Regions from separate parts of the Homo sapiens genome. Here region 1 is linked to region 2. A link is an interaction called in ENCODE POLR2A ChIA-PET data of the cell type or tissue named here. Cell type or tissue: CD4-positive, alpha-beta T cell. All regions are shown on one strand. Links, peaks and the distances in the headings refer to the core of each region. The heading gives the core; the rest is flanking DNA.

Region 1 (5,512 bases), core at 397-5,396, 69 kb before region 2:
TTCCTATGGGCACAACCTTTTTCACATACTCCTTTAGGATTAGGAATGTCCAAGGGATGCAGCACCCACTAATTAAATCTAAAGAATATAGCCATCCCACACTTAGAAGAAAGTCTGCCATTGGAGATCTTTCATTTAAATGTTCTAGATAGTGGATTATGATATAAAGGTCTTTCACCTACTGTAGTGATGCAGGATATTTTCTTGACCCCTTTCTGGGGCTCACGACAGGGGGGCCCGATTTACTCAGCCTGTCCTGCTCACCCCATTGCAGGAGGGAGCGTGTAGGGGAGCAAGTGCAGGAACCAGCCAGCCACTTCAGTGCTGGCAGGAGCAAACTCTGTGAAGGCACTGCTGCAGCATCCAGGTTGGGGTGCCTGCAACCCCAAGGCCCCAGAGGTTGTGTTACAGTGCTCTTTTAGCTCTGCAGTCTGTGGACAACAGTGTGTTATCAGTTCAGTGGGCCCTTTGCCTTGTTGAGTGGGGCAGCTGCCATCTGCCAGCAAGGGCAAAAGGCCGGTGTGACAGCCTTTTTGGGTACCCACACTTGGTGGGTCCCAAATTCTTGTCTAGTGCCCAAGAAGAATGAGGTCATGTGAACAAATTGAAAGATGGTGAATGTGGAGAATTTCATTGAGCGATGAAAGTGGCTCTCAGCAGATAGGGGAACTGGAAAGGAGACGGGAAGGGAAGGTCGCTCTCTGCTGAAGTAAGGTTGCCTCTCTCCGATGTCCAGCTGTTGTCTCTGGAGTCAAGCTGCTTCTTCTTGTCTAGCTACTCTGAGTCTAGGGTCTTTATAGGCACAGGGGGGCAGGGCAGGCCATAGTTAGTTTTGGAAAAGGCAATATTCAATTTTTAAAAAGAAATTATTCAGAAAGAACTGCTCAGGAGAGAGTGGACACACATGGATGGAAGTTCTCACTTTGGGCTGCAGGTTTCAGGCATTTTGGCTCAAAGGTGGGGGTTTCGCCAGGGACCCACCCCTGTCTGCCTAGAGTTTCTCTACCTCCTGTCTCTATCACTAGCAATATACAATCTGCATTTACCTATCCTTTCTTGGCTCTGTCTCCCTTGTTTACTTAATATGTTAATGAAACTCCTATCAGTGCACAATAAATTAATTACATACACATAAAACAGTTATACGATATAAGGTCTGTAAAAATATGGACTTTTTAAAAGAAGAGCAATGTATAGAAATGATAAGGTTACTCATATCCCTGGCATGTTTGTTTAATAAATATATTATTTTCTCATTACTACCTATTTTTGAGGGTAGATGCAACATAAATATTACAACTGAAAGTTAATGTAGATCCTTACATTCCATAAAAAGTTGGCCTACTTCAGCTCACTGTTTTCGTGGTTTAACCAAAAACGAAAGCGAATTTAAGCAACCTTGTGTGTAATAGAACGTAACTTTGAGCTATGAAATGTCATATTGCTTATATGTGGACTGTGAGAAAATAATCTAAGAATTTGTGAAACTATTCCATAATTATTAAAATATGTTGCTATAGAAAGCAAATGGAATACATATTTTGTATGTTTGAGAGTGAGCAGTTAAACTGTAATTTTCTGCTGTAGACAGTTATCTAAGATGGAGTCACTGAGCTTCTGAAGTAATTAACAGAAAGAATAAAAATCATGTTTTTGATTTACGAGATAATTTTTACTAGAATAAGGTTTATATGTGTCCTCTTTACTCATTAGATAATTTTAAGTGGCTTTCTATTTATTATTAAATGTGGGAACTGTGTATTTAATGCACTAATAATTTTACTCATTTGAGAAGATTGGAAATTTTGCTTTTTCCTACCATGTATTAAAGGAATAGCATGTAAAAGACCATATCCTAATCAGAGTTGTTCAAAGGGGTATTGAAAGTCAGTATCTTTAACAAAGAAGTGTATGACAGTTATACTTAATCATTTCTGCCACTTTTGAATTTTTATCTAAGTGAGTGATTATGTAAATAAGCTAGCTGTTTCCCTGATGGACTAGTGTCATTTCATGCCGGTAGAAACTGGAATGAAACAAATTAAGAGACATTATATTACTCTATATTTTCATGTGAATTTATATCAAGAAGGGGTGGTGATTCTGAATTTTACACTAATGTGGCTTTTATTAGTGCACAGTAGCTATGTCCACAGAATGTCATGTGTCACTTCAGCTGTTAATTTTAATACTTCCATTTTTAATGGAATTTGCAACAAATTACCTGTGATGGTAAGATTCTACTTTAATATTAAGTGTTATGATTTCAAGTGTTCACTACTCTAGTGATATGATGATAGTTTAAGCTAGCTATGCGCTATGGCTTTGTTCTCATCCTGATTTATCCAGTTCCAATTTTCAGACAGTCTCAATATCCTCTGATGTAAGAGACCAATGTGACTGCAGCCATTTACTTGAATTCTGTGGCTAACATACCCTATAGACATTATGGTTTCCCTCAGTGGAAAAATGTATGTAAATATGTCTTTTTGAAGTGTGGTTCCTTTTCCCTGATTCAAATTTCCTCCAATTTCTATCTGCTTTTGTTTACTGTCTGGTGGCTTCAAAGAAACTTCCCTTACAAGTACCTAATTGCCGTATGAAGGGCTATTAGCCTAATGATAGCTATTCCACCATTACCAGAACTATACGTTTTTAAGTTACAGTTCTTTTCCTCTTTGTATGTGGATCCATTAAAAAAAATTAGAAACAATAGGATTTAATTACAGAAATTACCCTGTGTAAAAGTTTTGTAATGAACTTACTTCTAATTTTAAAAGATCCTTTTTTTTCTAAGTTACTCTATCTGTGAAGCACTGTGGTCTTTTTTAAATTACTTGAACTTTTAGGATATCATACCATTAATAGTCATGTTGACTCTATACATAGGGATTTTAATGAGCTTTATGATCATGAATTTCTAGTTATGATTTTTAAAAATGTTCTTGTTTTTAATAAGTAGCAAGAGGTGCATATTTCTACTTTCATCAGCAATATGTTCTCAACAACAGCTTTAAAGGTTTAGGTTCACTTTGAGTTCAAGCAGATAAACTGCCCAAACTATTATTTAGAATAGATCAAATTAAACCCTTGTTAGAGCGTATTCATTTACTCCAGAAAATGTTATGCAAGTACATGAGTGAATATTGGAAGACAAACAAAGACAACAAAAATATCAAATAAAAAGATCAATATATTGCCCAGAAACTAACAAATTATTGATCTACATGCATGCATTTTCACAACAGAAAACAAAAGAACTAAAAACAATAAAATAAACATTAGGTGAGAAGTATCTTAACTAACATGAAAATTGAAAAGGGGTAAAAAAATATGAGAGTCCCCTATGTGGACATGAGATATGTAGTCAATCTAGAGTTTTAGTACATTTTCATTTCATTTTAAACAACTGTTGATCTAATTTATTTTATCTATAGTATTGTACCCTATTATTCTGCGTACAGACTATAACATCCCTTCTTCACCATGCTCATATGAAAGAGAATGAAAGGGAAGGACAGTGGCAAGTGTGATATACCCAAATATTTAACCTCGCCAATCAGACATTGGCTCATAATCCCCCTATAAATCCTCATTCACACCATCGCCCAAGTGTCTACAGTGGGTACCGCAGCAGCACTTCACGTTTATCTTTCCCACTTACAGTAAGTTAAACATGCAATTACTGTCTTCTCCAATTCTCTGAAAGTCTGTTTCACTTCTATGAATATTTCCTTTTTCTAGTTTTGGTTTACTATAGCTTTGACCTCAAAGAGCCGCTGTCTATGCCCCCCACCCTTTTTTTTTTTTTTGAGACGGAGTCTCGCTTCTTCACCCCCAGGCTGTAGTGCAATGGCACAATCTCGGCTCACTGCAATCTCTGCCTCCCGGGTTCAAGTGATTCTTTTGCCTCAGCCTCTTGAGTAGCTGGGATTACAGGTGCCCACCACCACACCCGGCTAATGTTTGTATTTTTAGTAGAGACGGGGTTTTTCCATGTTGGCCAGGCTGGTCTTGAACTCCTGACCTCAAGTGATCCACCTGCCTCAGCCTCCCAAAGTGCTGGGATTACAGGCGTGAGCCACCGTGCCTGGCCTATGCCCTTCTTTTCTCAATGTCTCTCTCTTACCTAAATAGTCTGAGTAAGGTTTCTTTTCAAGACAGCACCTAAAATACAAAGTTTCTGTTAAGAAAACCTCCTTTCTCTGTCACCGTAACAAGAGACTTGGATACTAAAGGCCTGCCTGTCCTTCCATACCTCCTCATTCAGCAAGTAAAATACACAAATAGATATCTCAATTTTTTTTCTATTTTATTTTATTAGTAACTTTTTTCTTCCTAGATTAAGGTACGCACACACACAGACACACACACACACACACACACACACACACAAATCCTGAGGTAGCTTATTAATGATCTCTGGAATTTCCAGAATTTTCAGGGCTAGGGAAAACTAAGAACAGGATTATCCATTTCTAAAGCTAGATTAGATCTCTTAATTTTGCCTAATTTAAGACAGAAGTCATCTGCACATCCCTGCAAATTTTAGATATTGCCATAAAACCAAATTAGTACAATAAAATGTAATGGTTTCCTAACAGAAAGCACATTCTAGAATTTAATGCACTATTGATTCCTTGCCAAAAGGAGAAATATCTTGAACTGTCCTCATCTAAGAAGAATTGCACTTTGAAGACTGGCTGTCAGTTCACAGCATGAAGCAAATGTTTCAAAAAAAAAAAAAAAAAAAAGAACAAGCTGCTCTTGAGCTACAAGAAGGATGAGAAACTGAAAACTATCAATTCTGTATTTTTCACCTTTTCCATTTTTCAGTGGATGTTTATAAAGCAAATCAGTGTGTCTAAGTTTTGACATGACAGCCAAGTAAATAGGCCAAATCGTTTGCCGCAGTTGTAATCATGACAAACTGACATATCTTGGTTTGATTATTCATAATGACAAGAAGCAAAAAAATAGGGACATATGGGATAAACAGGCCCCTTGAATTTAGCCACAAATTGTTAAATCTCAGGTCACTAATTGCACAAGTTTCTTCTTACTCTGTTTCTAAGTTTCTTCTTACTCTGCCATTCAAGGAACTTCTCTGATATTGCCCTGATATGACTTTTCAATCTCTTTCAAACTATTAAACTTAAATTGCACTGCATTTTCATGATTTTCCTTATTTTTTTCTATTCTTCTATACATAACTGCTCTACATTCTCTTATCTTTCTACTTTGATCTCTATTCTTTTTGGCCTGCTTCCCACCCAGTTCTGAAGAGTTCAAAATGTACTCATGTTTTAAGACCTAAGTCAAATTCTTGCTATGCGTTAGGCAAATATTCCAAAAGAAATGTGTAATTCCTTTCTCTAAACTAGCAATGAATTCATTCGAAGCAATCTTTTGAGACATAGTATTGTATTATATAATTTATGATAAAAATCTAATCATGCTTCCTTGATTGTAAGTATCAGAGTTAACCCTTACTTATGTTACGGGCATCTCA
Region 2 (5,512 bases), core at 203-5,202:
TCCTGAGTGGCCAGGATTATAGGCACCCACCACAACACCCAGCTAATTTTTGTATTTTTAGTAGAGACGGGGTTTCACCATGTTGGCCAGGCTGGTCTTGAATTTCTGACCTCCAGTGATCCGCTCGCCTCTGCCTCCTAAAATGCTGGGATTACAGGCGTGAGCCACTGTGCCCAGCCTATTCTCCTAATATATTTTAAAGCAGGCAATGGTATTTTTAAGGACTGTGGAGTTAGCTGGATTTGGTTAGCAGTCTTTGAAGCCTTGAAAAGGAAAAATAAGTTTATGTTAATCAACTATTAACTCAAGGCGCTCTATGGCAGTGTACAAAGAGCACCTTTTCTTCTGTAACTGCAGGGCACAGCTTCAGAGGAGACTGAAGGCGTGGTCTCCACAGGTGTTCTTGGCCAATTTCAGCACCCTGGTAGAGAAAGAATGGGATTTTATGACCTCGAGTATAGCCATTTTGGCAGAAAAACCTGAAAAATCTCTAAACACTGGATTCTCTCTGACTTTACAGGATAGAAAGTGCAGTTTCCTCCTTTTTGTCAGGGTGACATCAGCCTCCCCTGGCCCAGAGAGTCTGTAAGAACCTCCCCTAAGTTAGGGAGCTCACAAACAGGGTTCATAAGATAAGGCACCATCTCTATCCTTGTCCCTGCGGATCAATGACTAGAATTGCTTTACATCATAATTTGAAAGCCAGGAGTAGTACATTCCTTGCTATTGTAAGAAATAGTTCATTCATTGAAATTGTTACTTAAACATAAGTTACACGTCTCATATTGGCAGGAATGAAGAAACACAGCTGGAGGATCTTGACATTATTGAAACAGATAGTGGAATAGAAGACTGGATAAAGGGGAACTTAAGGACATAGTGGTTAAGTCAACTCATATTTGCTGTATAATTTTTAGTGTAAAATGTTTATATTTTGGTTCATCACAGTTACTAAGTAAATACTAACAGCAAATTGGGAAATAAATAAATTGGAATTGGTTTATAATTAAAATGAGAAGTTTATAGTCCAATTTATTTTAACTTTTATTTTAGGTTCAGGGGTTGCGTGTGCAGGTTTGTTACATGAGTATGTTGTGTGACACTGAGGCTTGGGATATGAATGATTCCATCACTCAGGTAGTGAGTATATATGCAATAGGTAGTTTTTCAACCCTCAACCCTCCCCTTTCTTCCCCCAACCCCAGTAGCCCCCAGTGTTTATTGTTCCCATGTTCGTGTCCATGTGTAAAAATGTTCAGCTCCCACTTATGAAACAATGTGTGTGCAAATTGTCTTAGTTTAAAGAAGATCTTCTTGAAGATTTGAAGTAATATGCTTTCCATTCTCCCCACCCTGGGAGGATTTACACCAATGTGAGAAAAACAACTAAAACTGAAATAATTTTACTGGAGCTGCAGGATATTGTACGCATTGCCCAAATGATCATTTCCATTTCTAACATATGTTACCTTTGTCTTTATGAGTTTGGCTCAGAGAAGAGATAATGAATGACAGAAAGATAAAGATTAACATTTTAGTTTGAAAATCTGAATGTCAATTTGGAGAAGTATCATTCTCCCACTATAAAATATCGATTCAGAGAAAAATATTTGAATTCCTGTTTTCTGTTTAGAGTTTCATTCCTCTTGGGATATTTCTGAGGTTATCATAACACTTTAGCAACTGTTTTTTAAAACAGAGCCTTCTTATTCAGATTATTACATTGTTTCATGCTGATAATGATAGCACAGTTGTTTGGATTGAATCTATTTTACCAAACTAAATGCTTATATCCTCTCCCATTTTGACAAATTTCAAAGTGCCTCTCAATTGTTGCTGTAATCTTTAGATCCTGTGGAAGGTTTTTTCCACACTTTCAATACTGACCTCTAAAAGGTAAATCAGTATACTTCTTTAACACTCACAAATTAGTAATCATCTGTAGAATGCTTAGAATCAATTGTTAATTTTCAGCATCTTTTGACCATCACTGGTCTGTCTCTGACCTGTCTAGCTGTAGGGGATAAAAGCTTATAGCATGTGAGGTTGATTTCTTTGATTTCTGATTCAGTGGATATTATTCTCATCAGAACATTGAGAATGCTTTCAGCATCACTGAAACTTTAAGACAGTTGGCTCTCCCATCTCAGGTGTGCCAGGAGGCAGTGTATGTGTGTTTACATGAATACTAACCAACAGCTGTCCCTCTCCAAGCCTTTGTAGTACTATCTTCTCCCCATAAGGTTTTTTAGTAGGTTCCAAATTGAAGTCACTATGCTATATGTTGTCTACATCAAGCAAAGCCAACATAATATGTCATCTCTTGAGGAAATTACATCCGAATTCAAAGCTCATTGTGGCACACTTTTTCAACATTTGATATTTAGAAAAATACTAACATCTACGATTCTTTTTTCCTTGATTTAAAATGAGATAACTAAATACATTCTAGTATTAAGTGAGATACCGTATTTAAAGTGATTAGTGTCAAACTTTACATCCAGCAGTATTCAATAAACATTAACAGTCATCACTATTATACTGAACTAAAGCTCTTTGTCTCCAGATATTCTGCTCTAGCTAGAATGTAGAATTCGTAAGAAAAAATTGTTTCCATTTTTTGGAAATTGTTTCCTAGATAAATTAAAAGTCCTATGTTTTTAAAGGCAAAAAGTGCTGGTGATTCAAAAGACTCTTAATGATTATGTTCCAGAGAAATACCAGAAGTTTCTAGAAAAACAGAAACCAGTGATCTCTTCCTTCTCTCAGGCATATGTTAAACCTCGGCCACGGGTGGGTAGAGGATCAAGCCTGCCAAACTTAAAGGGACTGTTATGGGATAAGGAGAAACCAGCGGAATGGATAGCAACCATTTGAACTGATGTGATAGATTCGAGTATGTGGGATCCCAAATATACAGCTAAGTTTTTCCTGCCTGCCAGTTCTTTTTTACAGGACATTTTCTGAAAGCATAATAGAATTGAAGGCTGGAGGATGGATTGAAAAACAGAAATAAGTCTTTGAAGTCCTGCTGTACTTATATCACAACATCCTGCTAGATGTACGGAACCACATGTTATTCTTAAGAACAGGAAGCTAAAAGGAAACTGAAACTCACTCAGCAGCAAAAACAAACAGGCCAAACAACTCAGCTCAGCCCTGAAAGGATTAAAGTATTGTCCCCTGCGTGTAAATGTATATCAAAAGAGAAAAATATAATAGTATTTGGTCAAATTACAATTTTTTTTGAACACAATATTTGGTATACAAAAAACATTTACATAAGGGGCAGAAAACCGTAAAATTAATATTCATATTCAACAGTTAAATAAGAAAATGGGAACAGAACAACAAACAACCTAAGTGTTAGAAAAAACACTTTATAAAAATGATTACAAATAAGAGAAAAATCAGAGAGAAAAGTGGACAAAATCAATGAAAGTATTGGTCATTTTAACAGATGGCTGAGAATAGGAGATTATTATTTTCACAGAAATTTTATAATTTTATAAAAGAACCAAATGTATTTTCTTCAACTAAGAATTTTTTAAAATCTTAAATAGTGTTGCTTGGATAGGGTAACAGCAGACTTGTCACAGAAGAAAAAATGGCTTAGAGAATTTAAGATACATTAATAAAACTATACAAAGTATAGAGTGAGCATAGATTAATTTATAAATAAAAGAAAAAATTAAAACAGAGTATCAGTCTTCTGAGGTAATGTCAAATATTTTTCCATGTTAGGAGACTGAGAATAACACAGAAAGATAATTAAGACACAGAAAATTTTGAAGATACAATATGAAAGAATCTCCTAAATTTGTAAAACCTTTAATATGAATTTCAGTAAGCTCATTAAACCCCAAACAGGATTAATACAACACAAATACACATATGCACCAACCCAAAGCATATCATAAAGGCTTCATAAAAATGCTTTTAAAAACTTAAATATTGTCATCACTGATAATGAAACCCAGATGACCAGAAGGCAATAAAATGTCATTTTTAAAGAGCAAAAAGGAAAAGAAAATCTAGTCAATAGTTTTTAATCTAGTGAAATATCCTTCATAAATGAAAGTAAAATAAATAGATAACTGGAAAAATGAAAGCTGAAAAAAATTTGTCTCCAGCATACCCACAATAGAAAAAACAAAATTTACTCTTCAGGTAAAGGAAAAATGTTTTCAGGAAGAAGCACAAATCTGCAGGAAAGTATGAGAATGATAGATTAATATAGATAAAGATAAAAGTCTATAATAAAACATTAAAAGATCTGTGTAATTTTGGATGTATGGCTTAAGTAGAATAAAATATGGTATTTATTTATATATCAATAATAACAAAAGATTGTTATTCTTGTTAACAGATTATTAAAATATTAATTCAAACTGAGCTCAAGTTAGCCATATGTATTTTAAAGTGCTAAGTAAACATTAAAATAGGAAAAGTGAAATGCAATAGTGCTGACAAAATAAAAAATTACTTGAGTTCCTCAAAAGAGACAAAAATGTAAAAAGAAAAAACAGAAGGAAATAGCAATAGCTTGTATATTTTAAAACAACCTCATCGGTAACTATATTAAATATAAATGGTCTAACCACTCCAATTACATTAGAAAAACTGTCAGATTTTATAAAAAGAGGCTTAAATATAGGCAGTTTACAAGTGAACCACTTAAGTATAAGCATAGATTTCCAGAAAAAGTTGAGCAAACTACATGCAAATAAAGTAGAAAGATGAATATAATAACTAAAGTAACAGCAATCAGTAAAATAGAAAATGGATTAACACAAAGGACATTGAAACAAGCCAAATTTTGTTTCACTAAATAGGTTAAAGCAAGAAGGAACAAAAAAAGAGAGAAAAAAATTTCTAACAAGATGATTGAGAACAGGGGATTATTATGAATTATAAAATATTTTAAACAGGAAGAGAATATTATGAGAAACTTTATGTCTATAATATAACTTAAATAAAATAGGCAAATTCTTTGAGAAAAATAACTTTAAAAAACTGACACAGGAAGAAATGGAAAACCTGCACAATTCCATGTCAGTTAAAGAAATCGGATCTGTCATTTCAAACTTTCTCATTAAAAAAAATCTTTAGACATAGATAACTTTTCTGTTAAATTCTATTAAATATTTATAAAATATATAATAGCAAACCTATGAAAAAAATTTTCAGATATTCGAGGTATAGATAATGTTTCTCTACTTGCTATCCAAGATAGAACCCTGATAATAAAACCTGGAAAATATTACTTGAGAATAAACTCCCTAATCAATATCTCTCATGAACTTGAAATAAATTTAAAGAATTGCCTGTTTTCATGTAGTAATGTATGAAAATGCTGATATATAATAACTAAGTGTTTTACTCTCTGTGAATGAATGGTTGTTTTAGACTTTAAAAATCAGTAAATCAGCCCAGGTGTAGTGGCTCCTGCCTGTAATCCCAGCACTTTGGGAGGCTGAGGCAGGTGGATCACCTGAGGTCGGGAGTTTGA

What was found. ChIA-PET counts read pairs that join two places held together with the same protein. Peaks named below come from ENCODE experiments on the same cell type or tissue, not always from the same donor. Only the 100,000 strongest peaks of a DNase experiment are listed, where the experiment ranks them.
Region 1: POLR2A ChIA-PET joins it to region 2 with 6 read pairs; 3 of 35 experiments call an interaction of 5 or more read pairs at or near these places.

Annotation. Positions count from the first base shown.
Region 1 is chr9:31,414,498-31,420,009 of GRCh38, reverse strand. No RefSeq gene overlaps it. Among named protein-coding and RNA genes, the nearest start is that of LINC01243, 36 kb to the right of the region's middle. In CD4-positive, alpha-beta T cell, for the core only: no CTCF peak of the experiment used is centred there; no DNase peak of the experiment used is centred there.
Region 2 is chr9:31,344,828-31,350,339 of GRCh38, reverse strand. No RefSeq gene overlaps it. Among named protein-coding and RNA genes, the nearest start is that of LINC01243, 34 kb to the left of the region's middle. RefSeq lists enhancers at 3,035-3,094, 3,125-3,194. In CD4-positive, alpha-beta T cell, for the core only: no CTCF peak of the experiment used is centred there; a DNase peak (open chromatin) is centred at 3,099; H3K4me3 peaks cover 657 bases; H3K27ac peaks cover 2,745 bases.